Linked DNA regions of Mus musculus: region 2 is linked to region 1. Evidence: chromatin loops called from intact Hi-C (ENCODE). Cell type or tissue: left cerebral cortex. All regions are shown on one strand. Each heading gives the region's core, and the rest is flanking DNA. Links, peaks and the distances in the headings are about the cores only.

What was found. Hi-C counts contacts between places; a loop is a spot of excess contacts. Peaks named below come from ENCODE experiments on the same cell type or tissue, not always from the same donor. Only the 100,000 strongest peaks of a DNase experiment are listed, where the experiment ranks them.
Region 2: it touches region 1 in a loop (5-fold over the local background); 2 of 42 quality-filtered maps call a loop at or near these places.

What each region holds. Positions count from the first base shown.
Region 1 is chr17:15,496,270-15,501,269 of GRCm38, forward strand. Psmb1 (proteasome (prosome, macropain) subunit, beta type 1) reads right to left here and starts at 2,007. Exons shown (of 6, transcript NM_011185.3): 1 at 1,884-2,007. The coding sequence starts at 1,993. It overlaps Tbp (TATA box binding protein), which reads left to right and starts at 3,619. Exons shown (of 8, transcript NM_013684.3): 1 at 3,619-3,755. In left cerebral cortex, for the core only: no CTCF peak of the experiment used is centred there; DNase peaks (open chromatin) are centred at 2,069 and 3,594; H3K4me3 peaks cover 4,451 bases; H3K27ac peaks cover 2,645 bases.
Region 2 is chr17:15,557,493-15,573,574 of GRCm38, forward strand. It overlaps Prdm9 (PR domain containing 9), which reads right to left and starts at 5,839. Exons shown (of 10, transcript NM_144809.3): 1 at 5,729-5,839; 2 at 5,322-5,445; 3 at 4,923-5,030; 4 at 1,531-1,580. The coding sequence starts at 5,797. It also overlaps the pseudogene Gm6686. In left cerebral cortex, for the core only: no CTCF peak of the experiment used is centred there; DNase peaks (open chromatin) are centred at 6,941 and 7,620; H3K4me3 peaks cover 1,694 bases; H3K27ac peaks cover 1,382 bases.

The DNA.
Region 1 (5,000 bases), core at 1-5,000:
GAGACATACAAACTCCTCATGTGATGGGCTGCTGTAGAAGACCCCAAGCACCAAGCTGGAGTTTAGAATTCTAGCAGAGTTACACAGAACAAAAAAGAGAATGTTCCACTTGCAAAGTGAGGTTTTAATACAATTCTCCCAATAGTACTACGTGAAATGGGACATAATACTGCTCCAGTAAGAGTGCTGTGACAGAAGGAACGCAGGATGACAGGAGGAAGAAGGGCAAATTCAAATACGACACCAATGTATGCAACCAAGGTTTTACAACTCCCTAGATGTGTCTGCTGAGGAAAACAACATATCCCCACCCCTTTAAACTGAGCCAAGACTTCCAAGGAGCAGCAGTAACTGAAAGGAACAATTACCCTGCTTGTTTTGTTTACTAACATGGGTTATGGAGAGATCAGAAAACTCGGTTAGATACGGTTTCCCAAAGAGGCCGGAATTTCAGGGACTTTTGAGAAATAGTTACAGAAACAGACTTAGGAATTATAAAAGATTAGTAATTATATAAAGGCCTCAAGTGACAAAAACCTGGAAGCTACAAAGAGAAATTTATATATTGTAGAATCTGAGGCTGCTTGCAGGGCTAGTTGCAATAAATGCTAAAAGGCACAAAAGAGAAAAGTGATTTAATGGATAGGTGTAAGTAACTATGAACAAAGTGATGGATAAGAAGAAGTAAAGGAGGTTAAAAAAAGTGACTCATGAGTACTGCATTCGGAACACCTTGAAATTAACACATCTTACAAAGTAAGTACTTAGTGTTCACGTGCAGCATTAAGCAGCATACTGGAAAAGCAAACTGAAACTGGACTCGGCTGAGAACGCTATGAATTTAAATCCGGTTCTAATTCACACCAGCTCTATAGCCTGGGCTGTTTAGATGCCAAGAGTCAAGAAGTAAAACTATGAAATTATTCACTTAACTGCTTGAAATTAAAACAAACAAACAAACAAACAAAAAAACCTACCTTGAGTCTTCCCCAATCTATAAGTAACTGAAAGGAGCCCACATAGTACATTCACAATTGCTCTTCAAAAGGTACAACCAAGACTAAAATCAACCTTTCACTATCTGTATGATCAACGCTCAACATTCATAAAGCCATATTTAACGTTTTTGCTTTTCTTTCTTGAGACAAAGATTCTCCGTGTAGCCCAGGCTGTCCTGGAACTTGCTCTGTAGACCAGACTGGCCACGAACTTAAGAGACCCACTTGCCTTTGCTAGCAGTAAAGGCGTGCTCCACCACCGCCTGGCTGGTTTTGCTTTTCTTAAACAAGCCCCCCCCCCGCCCCCCTTTTTTGGATAATTAGCTGTTTCAACTTCTAATTTGATGAAGAATACCCCTGTATTGTCAACGGTCCTAAATACAAAGGAAAAATATCTTCGAATAAAGCGGATAATTAAAATGCTAAAGTAATTTGAGAGTAAAAATAAACACACACAAGGGTCCGACTGCCTAAGGCTGTGGATGCAGCTCAGTAGACCTTGCCCAGCAGGCTACGTCTCAAGAGCAGAACAAAACAACCTTCACTTTCATCCCTGAAATTAAGTCTGGTTAATCATGTTAGTTTCCTCTTAAAACAACAAGTGATCAGGCGGCCCAGCGACAGAAACAGCTACTCGTCTAACAACCAAGACAAATCATAACTTCATGTTCGCCCGTTGGCTTTAGAAACGTGTTCAAGCCCTACCAAACAACAGGCCATAGGGCGGAAGATTGAGGTGGGAGCCCGGTTGCTGGAGCAAACGGCACCGAGGGCGTCCATGCACAACTGAGTGCTGGGCTGCAGGCTACATCCCTGCCATTCCCACACCCGCCCGTCGCGACCCCAGGCTCGACCCAGGTGAGGGCAGCAGGCCCAGGCTTTTACCCTCCGTTGAAGGCATAAGGCGAAAACCGCAGCTGCACAGGGCCGGCGGAGCCGTGAGGCCCCATTCCCAGCTCTCGTTCCACGTCTCGGTAAGCAGCAGTGGAAAGCATCGCGCCTAACTCCTGCTGTCTCACGGCAAAATGGCCGCCGGGACCGGTCCACTTCCGCCTCCCTCGCCCCGCCCCCCTAGGCTCCTCTAGCCTGCACTCGTCGTTGCTCTTGGAGGTCTACGCCTGCGTCCGGCTAGCGCACAACCTGGATCCGCCAATCCTGCCAACAGAGAAACCTGTTTTATAACCCTAAGAAAACGTTTGGATTTACTCATGGCGGATAGAAAATTAAAAGTCTGACCATACCAAAAAAATTAACCCAATTACAGAGCAACGACAACTCGGATGTCACATTGGCGAAGTGGCACAGCGTTTGAGACGGGTTAGTAGTTCATGCTGCATTCAAGGCCAATCAGGACGCATGTCAACTGTGTGGTGTACGCAGCCACGAGACCCAGGAAGCAATACCAGATTTCTTTAGCCAGAATATGATGGTTAATATTGTTAATTTCACAGAACTTAGCATCATGTAGGTAAAACCCATGGATGCGTCTATGCGGGTGTTTCAAGGTTTAATTGAGGAGCGAAGACCCAACTAAAATATAAGCGGCGCCACCTCATTGCCTGGATTTCCCGACTAAATAAAGAAGAAGCGAACTAACATTTATCTATTTATGTTTCTGGTCTGTGGATGCAATCCAGTTGGCATGCTTCCCCCTGGGTTGTATCTCCTCAAACAGTAAGACAACATAAAACCCGCTTCCCTTATATTGCCTCTTGACAAGCCTTTGTTAAGTTTTCTCAATTCCCCAGTCTTCTGAGGTTTCCTGTACTTTCAAGAGAAAATGTTTCCTTTAGGGGAAAATAGATACACAGTACTATTGTACTTATTAGAGTCTGTGTAAATAGACAACCTATACAACACCTACACACATAACACACAGATACTGTCCATCACACACACAGACACACACACAGAGAGAAAGAGAGAGAGAGAGAGCGCTAACCTTAACCTAAAGGAGCTCATTACCTCGTTGATAATGCAAAATACAAGGGAAAGGAAGTACGCAGAACAACACATGTATATGCCTTAGATGAACTTCAGAAGGAAAAAAAAATTAAGATATGTTGGAATCAATCAAGCATTATGAAGCAGCCTAAGAAACAGCTGACGTTTTCTTGTGGCAGCAAGGAAGAGAGCTGGTAGTGACCGAGCTAAAAATAGAAATGAATCTGTGACTACAAAGTCGCTTGTTTTGTTGTTCTTCCTTGAACGTAAGTTAACATCTACTGAGAACATGATGAGGAGCGTTTGCTTGACATTTTCCTTAGCCACCTCACAAATCTCAAAGGGGAGGAGCCAGTAAGCTTGCCAAGCAATCTCTGGAGTTCGAAGCCAGCCAGTTCTACAGAGTGAGTCCCAAGAAAGTCGGGGCTACACAGAGAAACTCTTTCTCACAAAAACAAATCATGGAAGACTGAGGATGTAGTTCAGTGGTAGAACGCTTGCTTGGGCTTGATCGCCATTGCCACATCCCCAACTGTTTCCGCTACACACTCAATAGATCTCTCTTTGACAGCTAGAAAGGGCCGTCGGAGGCCCCGCCCCGGAACTGCTGGTACCCGGCCCGCTCGTTTCCTTCCCAGTGTCTCACAGCTTAAGCACAACAAATCGGACTGCAGTCAAGAGCGCAACTGGCGGAAGTGACGGCATCAGATGTGCGTCAGGCGTTCGGTGGATCGAGTCCGGTAGCGGTGGCGGGTATCTGCTGGCGGTTTGGCTAGGTTTCTGCGGTCGCGTCATTTTCTCCGCAGTGCCCAGGTAACGGTCCTTTCATCCTTTTCTCTGCTTGGAGGCCTTAATAAAGGCGACTTCTGCAGCGGGTCCCCGGAGTTTGCCGGAGGAGACGCGAGTGGGCGCGCGGCCGGGCTGGGAACGGTCCTCCGCGCGCGCTGCGGCGGCTCCGCGAGTAACCAGTCTCTGGACCATCGCCTCGGCGGGGTCCTGAAACCCAGTACCAAGGGTGAGCGTCTCCGAGGGGCTGGCACCGGACAGCCCCGCGCACCGCACGTCTCAGCCGCTTCCCCCGGTGGGAGAGTTTTACCCAGGCCTGCAGCCGCCCGTTTTGTCCCCAGTAAGAATAATTCTGTTAGGAAGCGGTTCTCGAGACTCAGCATCTCGCCAGAAGCCTGAGAGTCAAGCTAATCGAGATTAACATAAAAACGCATGCTGCTTTATTTACACACTGTCGGTCTTTAGCCTCAAGTTAAGGTGGTTTTCCAAAACTCCGGGTAGGCTTCTCTGGAAAAAGATGCCGGACCGGTTAGGCAGACGCTTGAAGACTGTGCGGAATCGGTTTCCCAAATACTCAGTTTGATGGCTCAGTTTCCAAAAGATGAAAACCCAGAAAACAGCCTAAAAATAAGTTTGTGCAGCGATTATTGCGATTTTAAGATTGCAGACGAGAAAAGGTGGTTTATATCGTCTGCAGGTGTGAAATGACTTCTGCGAAGCGTACAACAAATTCCCCAGTCTATATAATCAAGCGTTCAGTAAACTTCGTTTGCAGAAAGAGATCTGGATAAATAACTGGTTATACTTTGGACATGAAATCCAACTTTTTTTTTTTTCCTCAACCAAAGCAGTGATTGAAATTGAATTTTCAGTCTTCAATTTTCTCAGATTTATCTGCTCTTTGACACAGGAGATACTCAAACTGCACCTTAAAATCCTTAACTGTTTCCATTGCCTGTGTAATGACATCTTACATTCTGAATTATGCAACCCCACCTACAGCTGCTTTGTCATCTTTTGTAGTGACTTTACATACTGAGCCTGTCACACACTGCATGCTCTTCCAAGGCTTTGTCCCCCCCTTTCCCTTCTGTGATTTGTGCTGCACCTAGAGTGCTGATTTGTGTTGTTTTGTTCCTTTTGCTCCTTTTGCTAGACCTGTGTTACATTGCCCCTGCTTTGTGCGAGTTCCGGCCTCTCAGAAGGTACTTGACTTTAGTTATGTCTTTCTTAACTTTTTAAAAGATTTACATATGTGAATGTTTTGCTTAT
Region 2 (16,082 bases), core at 4,455-9,454, 66 kb after region 1:
AAAAAAAAAACAGGCATTTCAAGTAGTTCTTTAAGGCTTTTTATAAAACTTCACCTGTGACTTTAGTTAATGTGTAGAGTATCTGAATAAGGAAGAGACAAGGAAGAACTTAAATGAATCCAGGGCAAGAGGCCATCTGCTAGGCTTTCTCCCTTCAGGCTTCTTTCAGGCTTGAGGAAGGTAGATACTTGGGAAGGCTAGCTGGAAGGTCAACAAAGTTTGCAATGAAGAAGATAGGGCTTACAGAGAGAAAGAGGGTATATCCGTAAAGTAGGAAATATTGATCAGATGAGAAATGTAGAAAACAAAGTTGATAAAACACATCTGTAAAGGGAAGTGAGAGCAGAGCAGTGTCTCTGGGAAGAAAATGAAGAGATGGCGGCAGAAATGTACCTCTACAACTAACGAAGTAATGATAAAATTGTAAATTGGCATTCTGGAAATAGTTGATTCTAGAATTAGGTTGCTTGTTTGAGATGGGGGTCTCATGATAGAGGCTGGCCTCAAACTCACAGGATTCCTCCTACCTCAGCCTTTCAAGTGCTCAAACTACAGATCTGAGCATAATGCTTAGGATGACTCTGGAATTAGATTAATTCTTGTACTAATTTTCCAGAAAAATTCAATAATTTTTTCACTCATAAGTTTGTATACATGCTAATTGTTCATTTTTAAAAGATTTATTTTCATTTCTATTTGTGTGTGTGAGGGGGTGGTGCACAGGTTCTGTCAGAGTAAGACAAGGGCATTCAATCTCTTGGAGTTGGAGTTAAAGGGTAGTTTTGAACTGTACAGCTCAGGACCTTTGGAAGAACAAGAAATGCTATTAACCACTGAGCCCTCTCTCCAACCACCCAGACATAATAATTCTATTTAGAATACCCACAACTGAATATAATACTAGTGTGAGATTACTAGCTTCTCTCAGTCTTTCCGACAGATGATATTTCTATGGAAATTATTTGCCTATATGAACGCTTACATCCTTTTCTTTTTCCCATTCCAAAACTCATTATATCATTGTATACCTGTGGTAGACCTGGAACTCCTTAAGTAGACTAGGCTGGCCTCAAACTCACAGTATTCCTTGGGACTCTGCTTCTCATGTAATTACAGGCAAGCACTACCATGCCTGATTAAGTCATGTCTCATTTGTGGATCCCTTGCTATTAAACTTGAATCTTCTAAGTGACGAGAGTTGCTGTTTCTTATCAGAGTGAGTCTTTATGAAGGAGAGGATCATATCTCCTTTATGTGTGCCATTCAAAGTAAAATCCTCTGTATTTGTAAACTATCCTTAGAGTACATTAGTGAATTTCTCACTTTCACATAGCAGAAAAAAACTGAGGTAGGAACACTCAAGTGAGTGATGTTCTTATTAATTCAAATGACCGGGAGGCTGAGAGACACTGTGTAGATGAGACCGGGAAGGTAGCAATTCCCAGGGTACTCTAAGCCTTCTCCTTTCCTTACCTGTGTTTGGATCTATGAGGAAGGTTTCCTTGTCTGTAGGATTTGGAAAGCACTTACCTTCTGCTGTTTACTGTGCTTCACCCGGAAAGGCACCCAAGGAGGACTGACTGAAAGGGATAGGAAATCAGGGTTTGGGTTGGTATATAGTTTTACACTTGGGATTCTTACCAGGAACAGAGAATTCTGAATAACTGAGTGAAGACTTCAAGGATGACCCAAGAGTGATATGGAAATTATTTCTTATTTATATATATATTTATTAGATATTTTCTTCATTTACATTTCAAATGCTATCCCAAAGGTCCCTATACCCTCCCCCCGCCGGAAATTATTTCTAAAATATTAACTCTATCATTCTATTGGGGGGCATTGGTGTTTTTATTTAAGCTTATCCAATTAGACAAAACTCATCTTATCTTTGTTTTATGTTTATACGCTATCCAATACATTTATTTTTAAGTAAATAAGTAAATCAGCCTGTGACAAAGAAAACACTGAATAAAACAGGAACAAGGAGATATTATATACATATACACACAAAAAGGTCATTCGGTAAGAGGTAATTTTCAGTGTCAGTTTTAATAGTGAAATATTGGAATTCTTTCCTCTAGGATCACAAGAGACATGCAAGGATTCTCATTCTTGCTATTTCTACTCAACATAATACCTGAAGCCCTGGTTAGAATAAGTAGGCATATATATACATATATATACACACACACACAAACACGCATACATACACATACAAATCATCTAACTTGGAAATAAAGAAATAAATTATTCTTTTTACAAATTACATTGTCTTATACACAGAAATCCCTTAAGATTCCACTAAAAGAGCTGGGTGTGTTGGTGTACACCTTTAATCCCAGCACTTGGGAGGCAGAGGCAGGTGAATTTCTGAGTTCGAGGCCAGCCTGGTTTACAGAGTGAGCTCCAGGACAGCCAGGGCTACACAGAGAAACCCTGTCTAGAAAAACCAAAAACAAACAAATAAATAAATAAATAATAAAAATAAATAAAAAGATTATACTAAAAATTGCAGGATATAAAATTAATTTTAAAAATCAGTGTGGGGCTGGCAAGATGGCTCAGCGGGTAAGAGCACTGACTGCTCTTCTGAAGATTCTATGTTCAAATCCCAGCAACCACATGGTGGTGGCTTATAACCACCTGTAGTGAGATCAGATGCCCTCTTCTGGTGCATCTAAAGACAGCTACAGTGTACTTATTTATAATAATAATAAATCTTTGGGCCTGAGAGAGCATGGACTGAGCGAGCAGGGTTGACCAGAGCAATCAGAAGTCCTAAATTCAATTCCCAACAACCTTATGAAGGCTCACAACCATCTGTACAGCTACAGTGTACTCATATACATAAAATAAATAAATAAATAAATAAATAAATAAATAAATAAATAAATATTTTTTTAAAAAGTTAAAAAAAAAATCAGTTGTGTTTTTATACACCCACAATAAACAATCCAGGAAGGAAATTTAAAAAAAAAATCACATCTACAATGATTAAAATAATAAAATATTTAGTAGGAAAGTAAAGGACGCAAAAGATTTGTTCATGGTTTATAAGACAAAGTTATAAAAGTTTATATTACCTCAAATGATGTATAGATTAAACATGTTCCCTATCAAAATGCCAATGCTGTGTTTTACTGCATTAAAAATAATTAATAAAGGATTAATATAGGATATAGATTAATATAGGATCTTAAGGGAATCAGAATAGCCAAGAGAATCTTGAAAAAGAACAAAATCTAAGATAACAACATGTTTTAAGTTGTTATATCCAAGGCACGGAACTATGAAACATTAGAAGAAAGACTAAAATCTGCATAACATTGCAAACATAATTAATTTTCTTGGTATAACACCAAAAAATTAAGCAAAAACTGCCGGGCGTGGTGGCGCATGCCTTTAATCCCAGCACTCGGGAGGCAGAGTCAGGCGGATTTCTGAGTTCGAGGCCAGCCTGGTCTACAAAGTGAGTTCCAGGACAGCCAGGGCTATACAGAGAGACCCTGTCTCGAAAAACCAAAAAAAAAAAAAAAAAAAAAAAAGGCAAAAACAGAGAAGTAGGATTACATTAATCTTAAAAACGTCAAACAAAACAATGGAATGAAAAGGGTAACCTAAATAATAGAAGAAAATATCTGCAAAGTGTATATATATTAAGGGGTTGGTATCTAGAATACTCAACAACCACAACATCAATATAAAGTAAGTCAAAAATAGGTGATTAGACTCAAGTTCGTTTTTATCAAATCAACTTATATTTTTGTATTCAAGTTCTATTTCCTAACATATTTGGAGATGAAGCTATTAGAAGCTAATCATAACAAGATGACACCTGAAGAGTGTGGCCCCATAATTGAATTAGTTCTTTCATAGGTAGAGATCCTATGAAAGGCTAAATGTGTTCTACACATGAACACACATAGTTCATGTGAATACACAGTGGAGATCTCTTATACACAAAGGAGAAGCCATTGTTGAAACCTGACAAGGCAGCACTCCCATTTTGGATTTCTAGCCTCTAGAACTGTAAGAAATATATTTCTGCTTAAAAATTTAGCACATGATATTTTGTTGACAGCTCTTTAGCTACCTAATTAATGCAACGAGCACACATTTCTCCAGATATTTAAGTGGCCAACAAGCATAGAAAAAAGTGTTCAACACAATTAGTTATCAGGGAAATGAAAATTAAAGTCCCAGTGATATATCATAAGAAGTAATGGCAAGGATGAGGACAAATTGGAATGCTTGAATGACCACCTTTGATGGGAATATAAAATGGCACAGCTACCAGAAATAGTAAGTCCCTCAAAAATTAAAATAGAGCTGGGCGTGGTGGCCCATGCCTTTAATCCCAGCACTTGGGGGGCAGAGACAGGCAGATTTCTGAGTTCAAGGCCAGCCTGGTCTACAGAGTGAGTTCCAGGAAAGCCAGGGCTACACAGAGAAACCCTGTCTCAAAAAAAAAAATTAAAATAGAATTACTTTATGATTTAGATTTCTTTATGTACATATAAAGAGTGAAAATAAGATCTTGAAGAGACATTTGCACAACCATGGTCATATTTACATGATTAATAATAAGCACGCAGGCTACAGACTAGGTAAGGTGCTTATCCTAGCTACTTTGGGTTTGATATTTCTTGTTCATGCCCAGATTTGTATATATTTCATATTTATTATATTTATAAATAGCATATAGTTTTCACATATTTTAAAATGTACAGGAATAGATTCTTACTATTAATTTTGCATTGCATCTTGTTTGTTTGCTGACCCTTGATTCTGAAACACCCAGTTTTCAGAAGTTGGTTCTGAGACATTATGGAACCTAAATCTGGCTTGGTTTCCGATGGGTACTTCTAAATTCTCCTGCCCCCTCACCTCACTTCTAAACTCTCCTAGCCTCTCCTCACCTTGTTGCTTAGGTGTCCACTCTTCATCAGAATCCTCACTGTCATTTATTTGGGGTTTCATTGCTTGCCTTTGGTAACACATGAAAGCTGGTCTAGGGGCTCTGAGACCTGAAAAGCAGCAAAATATTCCTCTTAAAAAGGCCCTAGAGGATGGAACAAATGTATCACAAGGCCAGGTAGGCTCTGGGTGTGGAGATGAGATCTCTACAGGGCCAGTGCTAACATTTAGTCCTGGACACACAGACACACACACACACACACACGTTTCCTCTAAACTTGTCTCCATTGGGAACTGTACCACTGTAGATACCTGGGAAGACCCTAACATAACATGGGAACATGGGAACTGAGATTTTATTTTTTTAATCTAGACTGGTTCAACCGAAGACTTCTTGTTACCTATTGAAATCAGCATTTTATAGTTCCTTTTCACATTTCTATAGCGAATTTTCTCCCACTCTCCCATCTCTGCCCATTCTTCTTTGGAGAAGTATATGGAAATGTCTTTGAATTCATCTTTGACCTGGGGGAAAAAAAATAAAAACAAAAAACGGAACATGCTGGGCCGGGCTTGGGACCCTGGAATGTGGTCTCAGTGACCAAGGTTATCCTCCCATTCCCAGAACCTTCTTTAAGCAAACACTGGATGTTCATGCTGACAGAGCAGTTGCTAATGAGCCTTTCCTCTCTCACATATCGGGACCCACCTTCTTGTCATAGGAAAAATCAATATGGTATTGGTACTCAAGGCTGTTTGCCTCTGCCCACCCCATGATCCTCCTGACTCAAGGATAACTTCGTACTACCTTGGGTTTCCACTCGAATTTCCCTGTATCTTCTTCAGGACTATTTTCTTCCAGCTTGTTGGTGTTCATGGTGCAGGACATTTCACTGGAGAGGTCCAGGGTCCTATGGTCCTATGGATGAAGAGGTAACTAAGGGCCTTAGGCGATCAGAGATGCCCACCAGCACATGGGAAGGAGCTAGGGGCTGGGAATCCATGCAGCCAACACAGGCAGCTTCTTCGGACTCCGAGGTCTAGTACTCTGGTGCAGGAGCAAGGATTCTGGACTGAGCCCTAAACCTAGGCACCGACCCTCCGTCCGGGTCAGGACCTGCGACAGCAAGGAAGGAAGATTCCTCCCGCCAACCGGTGTCCCCCCCCACCCCATTCCCACTTGCTCTTCATCTGGACCAAGGAGTCAGCCAGGGTCTGAAAGATGTTTTCAGGTAAATGGATTCGGGAATCCCGAGTACAAGGGATTGAAGTCCCTCTGGTGAAAATGTAGGAACGCTCTGGCTGAGATTTTAACTTTGGGGACCTCGGGCTGAGGAGTGGGGTGCATCAGATTGAAGGAATTGGGTTCGTAGGCTAGAGGAGTCTTTCAGGCTGTGAAATAAGGTTTGGAGACTCGCAGTCTGACGAGATTTGACGATTATGTCACGAAGAGTTGGGATTTGTCACGTCGGAGGTATTTAGGGTCCTGCGGGACGAGAGCATTTAGGATCTCTGGAAGCCAATCTGGAGTGACAGACAGGTCCTCGAGACCGAGGGCGTCTGGGGTCTTTGGGGCTTAGGAGAGTCTCTACGCTGAGAGTCCAGGTTTCCTGTCTGGAAACTTAGTCTCTCTGAGGCGAGCTACCCAGGTTCCTCAGGCAGAGGCTGGGTTGGTTCCGCACAAGTGCATTTGGGACCTCACTCAGCCAAAGGGCGTTTGGAGTTCCCGAGAAGCTGAGGTGACCGGGTGTGTGCGTGTGAGCGCGCGCGCGCGTGTCACGCTGAGGGGGTCCGAATCTAATTTAGGGGATATGGGGTCTCACGGGCTGAGCCTAGAAAGCCTCGCTGGTCCTGAAGGTTTCGCCTGCACTCATGGTCCAGAATCCCGCGGCTCTGAGGCCACCGCCGGCGTTCGTCCCTCTGAGGAGTTCCGAGGCTGACTGACAGGAGAATCCGCCAATTGACAGACAGCTGGCTGAGGGGCGGGAACAAGAAAAGCGGAGGGCGGAGCTCTGCCTGTCAGTCAGGGTGCAATTCCTGCCCGTGGCTTTCTCCAGGCTGCCCCTCCCCTCGCTGGGATTGCCAGGCCCCTGCACGAATCAGGTAGTGGCCAGCGCGCAGGCGCACACTTGTTCTCTGTGCGGCGTCCGTTCCTTCAGACTCCTCTTTTTCAATGTGGCAGGCTGTGTTACCTGACCTGTGTCCTGTCTACTAAAGGTCTTAAAACCATGGAGCAGAGCTTTAAGTGCTTAGGTCTGCTCTAGAGTGGGGTTTCAGTCAATCTCCAATTGGAGCTGGGCACCGGGAAGCCGGGGATGAGGGTGGGACCGGAAGTCCAGCTTTGGCAGGCATACCCTGAGCTCACGTCTCGCCTGAGATAAGTAGCTTAATCAAATAGATAGACAAAATCAAAACAAATAAGGCTCTCCGGAAAAGAACCTAAAAATTAGGCTATGAAAGAGTTTAAAAAAAAAAAATTTAAAAGCCTCTAATTTAACAATAACTTTAATAAATAAGCACATAGGTTTACTAAAATGTTCGTGGCGTAATAATAGAGTGCCTTGGCTAATATAAATCGTTATTACTGAATAGAAATTAGCTTATAAGAGGGGTGGAGAGATGGCTCAGTGGTTAAGAGCACTTACCGCTCTTGCAGAGTACACACATTCTCTTCCATCACCATCGCGGGGGCAGCTCACAACCCCTCACCCCGTAACTCTAGTTCATGGGATCTGATGACTTTGATGACTTACGTGGTGCACTTACGTACACTTAGACCTACGAAAATACACATAAATAAATAGATCTTTTAAAAAGAAATTAATTTAAAATGTCTAGTGATAAGAATACGAACTACCCGCTGCTAGTGCAAAATAAACAGGCACAGGTGCGATACCCCAACTCTAGTTTGACTTTCCCTTCAATTCTGCTACCTAAGCAATATTAGACTTTTAAATATATATATGTATATATTATTATATATATTATATATGTGTATATATATATATACATATGTATATATATGAGATTTAAGAACTTTTGATAGTGCTGTGAACGCACTGTTTATTGGCTGCCCTAAGTTTGAAATATGTAGACACAATCAGCTTAAATCTATGACTGACTTCTTTTTTTTGTTTGTTGGTTTGTGAAAGAAAGATGAAATTTCAAGACCTGTAAGTCATATAAAGTACTCAGAAATTGCTGGTTGTTTGTGAGCCTAGAGGCTGCCTGGGGCTGAGAAAAAAGAAAAACAAACCTGGGTATGCCCCGTAGTTAAAACATTCCTGGGAACAGCTTAACCATAAGATAAAGGGGAATGTGAGGACATAACAGGGCTATCTGAACTGAGTCAACAACTCACAGAACTCTGACATCCTACAAGTACATGTAATTTTTCTGCTGATGTTTGAATAAGCCAATAGTGTATCGCTATGCTGAATTCCACACACCTAAGCCCCTTACCCCATAAAAACCCCTAGCTTTCGAGCCTCGTGGCTATCTCCTATGTGGGATGCATGTTGGTCCGGAGCTCCGTAATTAAACGACCTCGTGTAATTACATCAAGGTGGTCCTTCGTGATTTTTTGGGTGCACACCAAATCGGGAATTGAGTGGGGGTTTCCCCTCTAGGTTCTAACATTTTTTTTTTCACCTGTGATGGAGTTTATTGTGGAGAAAAGTAACAGAACTTGGCTGGATAAAGAAAGGAATTTGGACATATAACTAGTGTGGGTGCTTAGCCCCAAGCCTCAGCAGCCCAGCCATGGGTCTGCACGGTTCTTTCGCATCAAGAAGTTAATCTTTCGAGTCATTTCCATGTTGTAGATCCTCCAGCATGTTTCATAGCTCTCCCACTGGTGGCAGCAAGGCTTCTCATAGTAGCGTCGTCGCTTTATGACTTCCGTAAGCCCATCCGTGGTAAGGATTCTGTTTAGGGTCCTGCAGGCACCTTCCACGTTCCCCTCCTGAACCATCACAGTCCTGGCAATGAACTTCAGATGTTTAGCCATGGCCTTGTATTTAAATCTTCATTCTTCCGGGACTATAGACTGGGGGCTCCGAATTTGGACTCCGGACTCTCTATGACTGACTTCTTAGTTTGTCTCTCACTTGCCGAGATTGTCTGGGATGAATTTATTTAAAGAACTGTAACGGTAGATGTAAAATCTGAACAAATTAGGAGCTTGATGACCCACATAATAGTGGCAGGAGAAAGTGGACTGCACAAAGTTGTTCTCTGACCTCCACTGGGCCATGCAGGAGAACCATGCACGCACGCATGCAGGCACACATGCATGCACGTCCTCTACCAAAACATAGCAGTTCAGACTTTGAAATATTGATAGGCAATGAACTGAGAACAGCAATGGAAAGAAGTAGATTATGAATTCGTAGATGCCTGTTCAGATATATATAAAAAAAAATAGTAAGTACATTACACGGGAATTAGGCAATCCTAAAACTCAAATGAAGCTCCACAAAAGACAGAAATCTGAGACTGATTGTTAATAAAAGCAAAATTGAGGAACTCTAATTTCCTGTGGTGGGGAGACAAAGCTACAGATAAGGCTTGGAGATTCATTTTAAGAATAGGCAAGGGGCTGGAGAGATGGCTCAGAGGTCAAGAGCACGGACTGCTCTTTCAGAGATCCTGAGTTCAATTCTCAGCAACCACATGGTGGCTCACAACCACCTGTAATGAGATCTGATGCCCTCTTCTGGCACGTAGGCATACATGCAGGCAGAATACTATATATAATAAATAAATCTTAGAAAAACAAAACAGTCAAGTTCAGTTGGGACTGGTGGCATAAGTCTGTACTACCAGCCTCTTGGGAGCTCAGAGAAAGAGAAGGCTTGAAGATACAAGGGCGTTACGTACCACTTAGTGAGACGTGGTCCCAAAATGAAGGAAGAGGACTGGGAATATAGGTCAGTGATAGAGAGGTTGGTAGCATGCATGGAGCTCCAAGTGCAATCCCTAGTACCACACACACAAAGATCTAAATTCCAGTAAACTCTCTGCTGAAATAAGTCTACTATACTAAGGAAAGGTATACTAAGGTTCTGGTTGGAAGGTAGAGTTAGATGAAGTATTCACTGAGAATTCATTGTGAAAGGACTCTATGCTGTCCCATTTTTCATGATGATCCCCCAAATATTCCTCAGTTAATGCCATACACATTAATCTTCCTCTCATAAAGACTCAATGATCAGTACATACTGATGTAGAAGAAACTCACTGTAATAGAAGTGATTTAATGAAGCAATTGCTAATAGATTTGCTTAGAAGACATTAAAGCAGAAAAAGTCGGCCGGGTGTGGTGGCACACACCTTTAATCTCAGCACTTGGGAGGCAGAGGCAGGCAGATTTCTGAGTTCAAGGCCAGCCTGGTCTACAGAGTGAGTTTCAGGACAGTCAGGGCTACACAGAGAAACCCTGACTCAAAAAAAAAAATCTTAAAAAAATAAATAAATATGGGACTCTTACTTCTCACTCTCTTACCTCTTACCCCTCACTCTCACGTCTTCTCTCCTCTCTGTCTTCTTTCCTCTCTCCTCTCTTCTCCTCTCTTCTCTTACTCTTTCTCTCTAGCCTTTCCTCTCTCTCTCTTCCTCTCTCTCTTTCTACCTTCTCTTTCTCCCTGCCTTTCTATAATAAAGCTCTAAAACCACAATAAATAAATAAATAAATAAATAAATAAATAAATAAATAAATATGGGCTGGAGAGATGGCTCAGTGGTTAAGAGCACTGACTGCTCTTCCGAAGGTCCTGAGTTCAAATCCCAGCAACCACAAGGTGGCTCATAACCATCCATAATGAGATCTGACTCCCTCTTCTGGTGTGTCTGAAGATAGCTACAAGGTACTTAGATATAATTATATATATATATATATATATATATATATATATATAGTCGAACTTAGCCAAGTGAGAGCTAATAAAACACCCCAAAGATAAGTAACGCTACCCAGGTGTGTTAAAGATAAACAAAATTAACAATGCTAGAATGTTTGTTCACCAAGATTGCCAGCTATTGGGCCCATCCCCAAAGAACATGTTCAAACAGGCAGCTCAAGGTTCACAGCCATCATTAAGTTCGGGTCTTCCAGTAAGCCCTCTTATTAAGAAAAACATAGTTCTTCTATGTGGGCAAGATGACCCTGGGTATCAAACGATTTGAAAAAGAACAATACTGATATACTTAAGAAATAATCCTGACAATATTTTAGCTGTGTAAATTTTCCATCTGTCCAAGTAGCCAGACTTGAATTCTCCTGTCTCCATTCAAATTGTTTACAATGTAACCTCAGTCTGAGATTTAAGGATGACAACATACATAAAATGCAAATGCCTAAGGTATTTATACGTTAGTGAAACGTTCTATTCAAGGCCGGCTCTTCCTTGAGCATTAGCCAATGGACAAGTATCATTAAAGAGCTTTCTTTGTCTCTAAGTGTTCAAAGTTGTTAGGGCAGGTGAAACCATGTTGTGTGACTTGGAATAATGTAATGCGTCCGAGACGTGCTAAGGAGCCACTCACAAGGTAGCTCCTATCTGAGCCAAGTTTAAGGCAGGCTGTGATATGCTAACGAATCAACCCTAAGCTTCGAGCCCTGACAGTGCAATGGGAACGCCTACGGTAACAATTCAAAAGCCCCAGGATCTCACTGCTGTGCTCTCAAAACATTCCATCTCAAACTCATGGCTTATTTCCAATGGCAGAGGAACTCTGAGACTGGCCACTCTGGTGATCATTGCATTTCTGGCACTGTAAAGGTGTGAGAATCTCGGAAGGAAGACCCCAGGCTCAAATCGGATGCAAAAGCAAAGACTGTTTATTCTGCAGAAAGAACACTATTGGGGGTTGGGGGGAGGTCAACCATTCATACAAAATGGTGGCCCTAAGAGGAGCTTGCAAATTCCTTTTATGCCAAGCTAGGGGAATTTTCCGGAAGAGTTAGGTAATCTCTAACATGATTGGCTAGGTAAGTAGCAGTTACATTAGCTCATTCCTGATTGGTTGCTATCTCAGTTTTATACATTAGTTTTATCATTTTGGTGAGGCCTTAAAAAAAATCCAGGACTTAGCTCCAGGCTTCTCTTCCCCTTTAGCCAAATGCCAGGGCCATCCTCTATTAAAGACCCATTGTCTGTGACTCTCAAGAAGAGCCTTGTTTGCTTCCCTGGGAAACCGAAATGTTTTCATCCCCAAGGTTTTAGAGGTCTCACCACCATTGCCAAGTTCACACACACCTGCTTTGTCAGAACTCACACGATACTCTCAAGGGTCTTCTGGAACAGTACAGTCCTCCTAGCCTGCCACAGCCAAAGGACTTCCCTGAGGATGCAGGTTAGGTCCTGAAGCACACTCACCAATGAGGATTCCCAGTGGCAGCCGAGAGCATTCCCTATCAGACGTCTTCCCATGTTGCGAGAAGGCTGTTTACATGAGATTGCTGTCATGTTTATAATGGCACAGCATTATAAGGAACATTTGTATGTGGCCTTGTTGAAGTAGGTATAGCCTTGTTCAAGGAAGTGTGTCACTGTGGGGTGGGCTCAAGCTACACTCAGTGTGGCACAAGTCTCCTTCTGCTGCCTAACGACCAAGAACTCTCAGCGCCTGCTCCAGCACACAGATCTCCACTGACCAGTAGTCACATTTTACCATCATGACCACTTAGCTCACAACCAAACAGCTTGCTTTATCACAGCAAGAGAGTGAGGAGAGCCAAAAATGTCACAGAAGGTAGGTATCAGTTACAACAGAGCAGTCTTAGCTCATTTGGTGAATCTCATGTCCACAGAGAAAAGCCAATGGATCTAGTACACAAGTATAACACATAAGGGGGGGGGGGGACCAGGAAGTGAGGATTATTAACCACTATTCCATAAGCTGCACACCATATGTAAATGCTATGACAAAATTCTAAGTGTTTTCTGAGTTGAAGTCTCCCTTCCCAAAGCGAGGTGTGACTTTAATTTGGAAGCAAGGCCATGCTGATAGAATTAACTCCATTAAAGCTAAGTTTTGTAGGAATACTAAATGTTCTTACTCAGGTGTGGCTACCATGCATATAAGACTACCAGGTCTGATGGTGCATGTTATGCACCATCTGAGGCATCTTCGAGAGATGGAAGACAGGAAAAGAGACAGCACCACGGTCTTCGATAGATAGGACCATGTTTATTGGCGCATATAATGAATGGTGGGTATACTCAGATGTGTAGGAGATTGATTGCCTTCAGAAAAAGATGGCCACTAGCAATAATGGGGTAGAAATGCTTGTAGCTCGTAGCTTACATGTCTTCCTGTAGGCCCTCTCTTCTAGAGTTTCCAGCCAAAGTCTAGACAGGTATCTCAGCAGATAACAACACTATGTGTAATCTTGTAGGAACCCTGTTTTATAGGGTTCCTAAATTGTTCCAAACTTAAGGGGATATAAAAACAACAGGGAATCAGGGGCAGGGTTGTAGATTCTTCCTAACTGTTTCCTGCTGAGGAATGTCATTGCTGGAGGTGGGTAGTTTTGGGTCTGTGGAAGAGGGGTCCTCTGACCACTTAGCCGAGGAGAATTTTAACTTGATTGGCTGTGATGGATCATATCGTTGCCGTCCTGTATTCCTGGGGTGAGAGACAGGAGGAAGAATTGGATGGCTTGTGGCTCATTAGTTTCTTTTTCAGGGGTCACCAAACTACTTTCAGGTATTTGAGGGCACCAATCTCTGTTTAACTCTTTCAAGCTGACAAAAGATTGATGCGGGGACAGAGGAGCAGTAGTTAGGGTGCCTCAGAAAAGGGCCCATCCCAGGGACCACAGTAACTGGCAAAGATCCAGAACATAAGTTATGAGGTAATAACTGTACAACTGTGTAGAGAACATTAAGAGACAAAGTTAATGAAGAAAATTTTTATGTCAAGATCAACAGAAGTTGATTTGATATCAGGTTAAATACAAACTTACCACAAAGTTAAATGTAATTGTACAAATGGCTGGACCATGTACTAGCCTTCTGTAGAGGTAACTGTAATAGCTGTTAGTTTACGTCAGACTCCTGCATAAGGAACAAGTACCTGGAAGCTGTGTAAAAGGAAGTCAGTTACATCCAGCATTTAGTTGGTAATTTAAAAGAGAAGGAGAGGGCTGGTGAGATGGCTCAGCGGCTAACAGCACCGACTGCTCTTCTGAAGGTCCTGAGTTCAAATCCCAGCAACCACATGGTGGCTCTCAACCATCCGTAATGAGATCTGATGCCTTTTTCTGGTGTGTCTGAAGACAGCTACAGTGTACTTACATATAATAATAAATAAATCTTAAAAAAAAAAGAGAGAGAGAAGGAGAATGCTGCTGAGCCATTTTTGTAGGATTGTCTAGCAAAGTCCTGAAGATACTGCTTGGAACTCTGACTAAGTTTCCAAAACTGTGAGCTTGGTGATTGTATCTCACAACCTCTTTCAGCCAGGGTGTGGATCATAGAATTAGCTTTTGCTAAGATGTGCCAGGGTCAAGGGAATGACCAATTGAACCAGTTTGCAGGTCACATACCTACCAGTCAGGTGATGGGCCTATATACAATGTTGCCCTGCTCACAGATGGCATCCTCATACATCAGCACTGGAGACACCCAGAGCAGAGGACTTGCTATTTGTCCCTCTCTTGTTTTAGACATTTAGGATGTGGATACAGACTTTGAGATCTTCCTTCGGGCAAGAGAATCCATCTCCCTGTCATGAGAGACATGAGGAGTAATTCATCTTTTCTATTGATAAGGAGGAGGTTCTCCTCGGTTGGCCAACACAGCCAGAGCTGGTCAGGTCTCACAACTGTGGGCAGAAGTAGCAGGCTTCTGGTAGGTCGTATCTCCCTTTGTATCTGTCCTGTAATGCAACTTACTCTGGAGGGACTATGCTTCATCCAAGATAGGTACTGGGGTCTTGGGGACATCTAGCCTGTAAGTGCATTATAAATTTAAACCGTTTTACTCATTTATCCAATTCTTCATATCCAGTTTTTCAAAAAAAAGTATTTGATTTTGAATATTATTTAACCTTAAACTTTAAGTTTACTTTAAATTTGTTTTTGACTTGTTTTAGGCTTAATTTTAACTACATGTACAAAAATACTGTATAATAGGAGATATAAATTGGTCTCTCCCTCCAGGCTTGTCTCTTTAAATGGATTACATTTGTACTTCCCATGCCTACAAACATAGCTCTGAGCCATTAAAGAATTTGATCATTTATAAGGTAACTGACCATTAACTTGTACGTTTTAGCTATCTTTAACAGATTACAATAAGTTAGTAACCCCACCAAAGCCCCACAGACAGGGTTTCTTGCCAGGGTCCTGCTTCTGGCTATTTCTAGCTGTTTATCAATACCCCCCCCCCCCAAAGGAGATAAGGAGTTAGGCAGTGGAAGGAATGAGTCAGGCACAGGTGATCTGAGGGAACCTCCCAGCTCTGACTAACTAGCAATCCGGCGTTTCTTCGTTTATATAGATTTCACAGAACAAAGACAGACCAAAGAAGTACAGATTATGTGTTTGATTTTACATTACATGTTCAGGGTTACAAGTTCAGTTACAATTAGAAAATACAAATAGAACAGATTTTATTTGTATTATCAGCCCTATAACTCCAATTTAAAGAATCTAAAGAATGTTTCCTTCAAAGCACACACATTTATTATGTGACAGCCTGCTTTTAGGCTGGCAGTGTTTGGAGTTTGAAAGCACTCCAGACAAACAGAAAATATCCCGAACTCGTCTTTTTATGTATAGCAAATTCTAATACCCAACTTCTTTTTTTTTTTTAAGATTTATTTATTTATTATATGTAAGTACACTGTAGTTGCCTTCAGACACACCAGAAGAGGGCCTCAGATCTCATTATGGATGGTTGTGAGCCACCATGTGGTTGCTGGAATTTGAACTCAGGACCTTTGGAAGAGCAGTCAGTGCTCTTAACCGCTGAGCCATCTCACCAGTGCCCCCCCCCTTTTTAAAGATTTGTTTATTTATTATACCAACTTCTTTTGCTATATGTTTCATCATCTATGCTATAAAGTAGGAAAAGTTTATTTTAGTCAATCTATTATATTTACTGAGTTCTATTCCTCCAGGAGTATACCCTGTATGGCCCCCTATCTTTAAA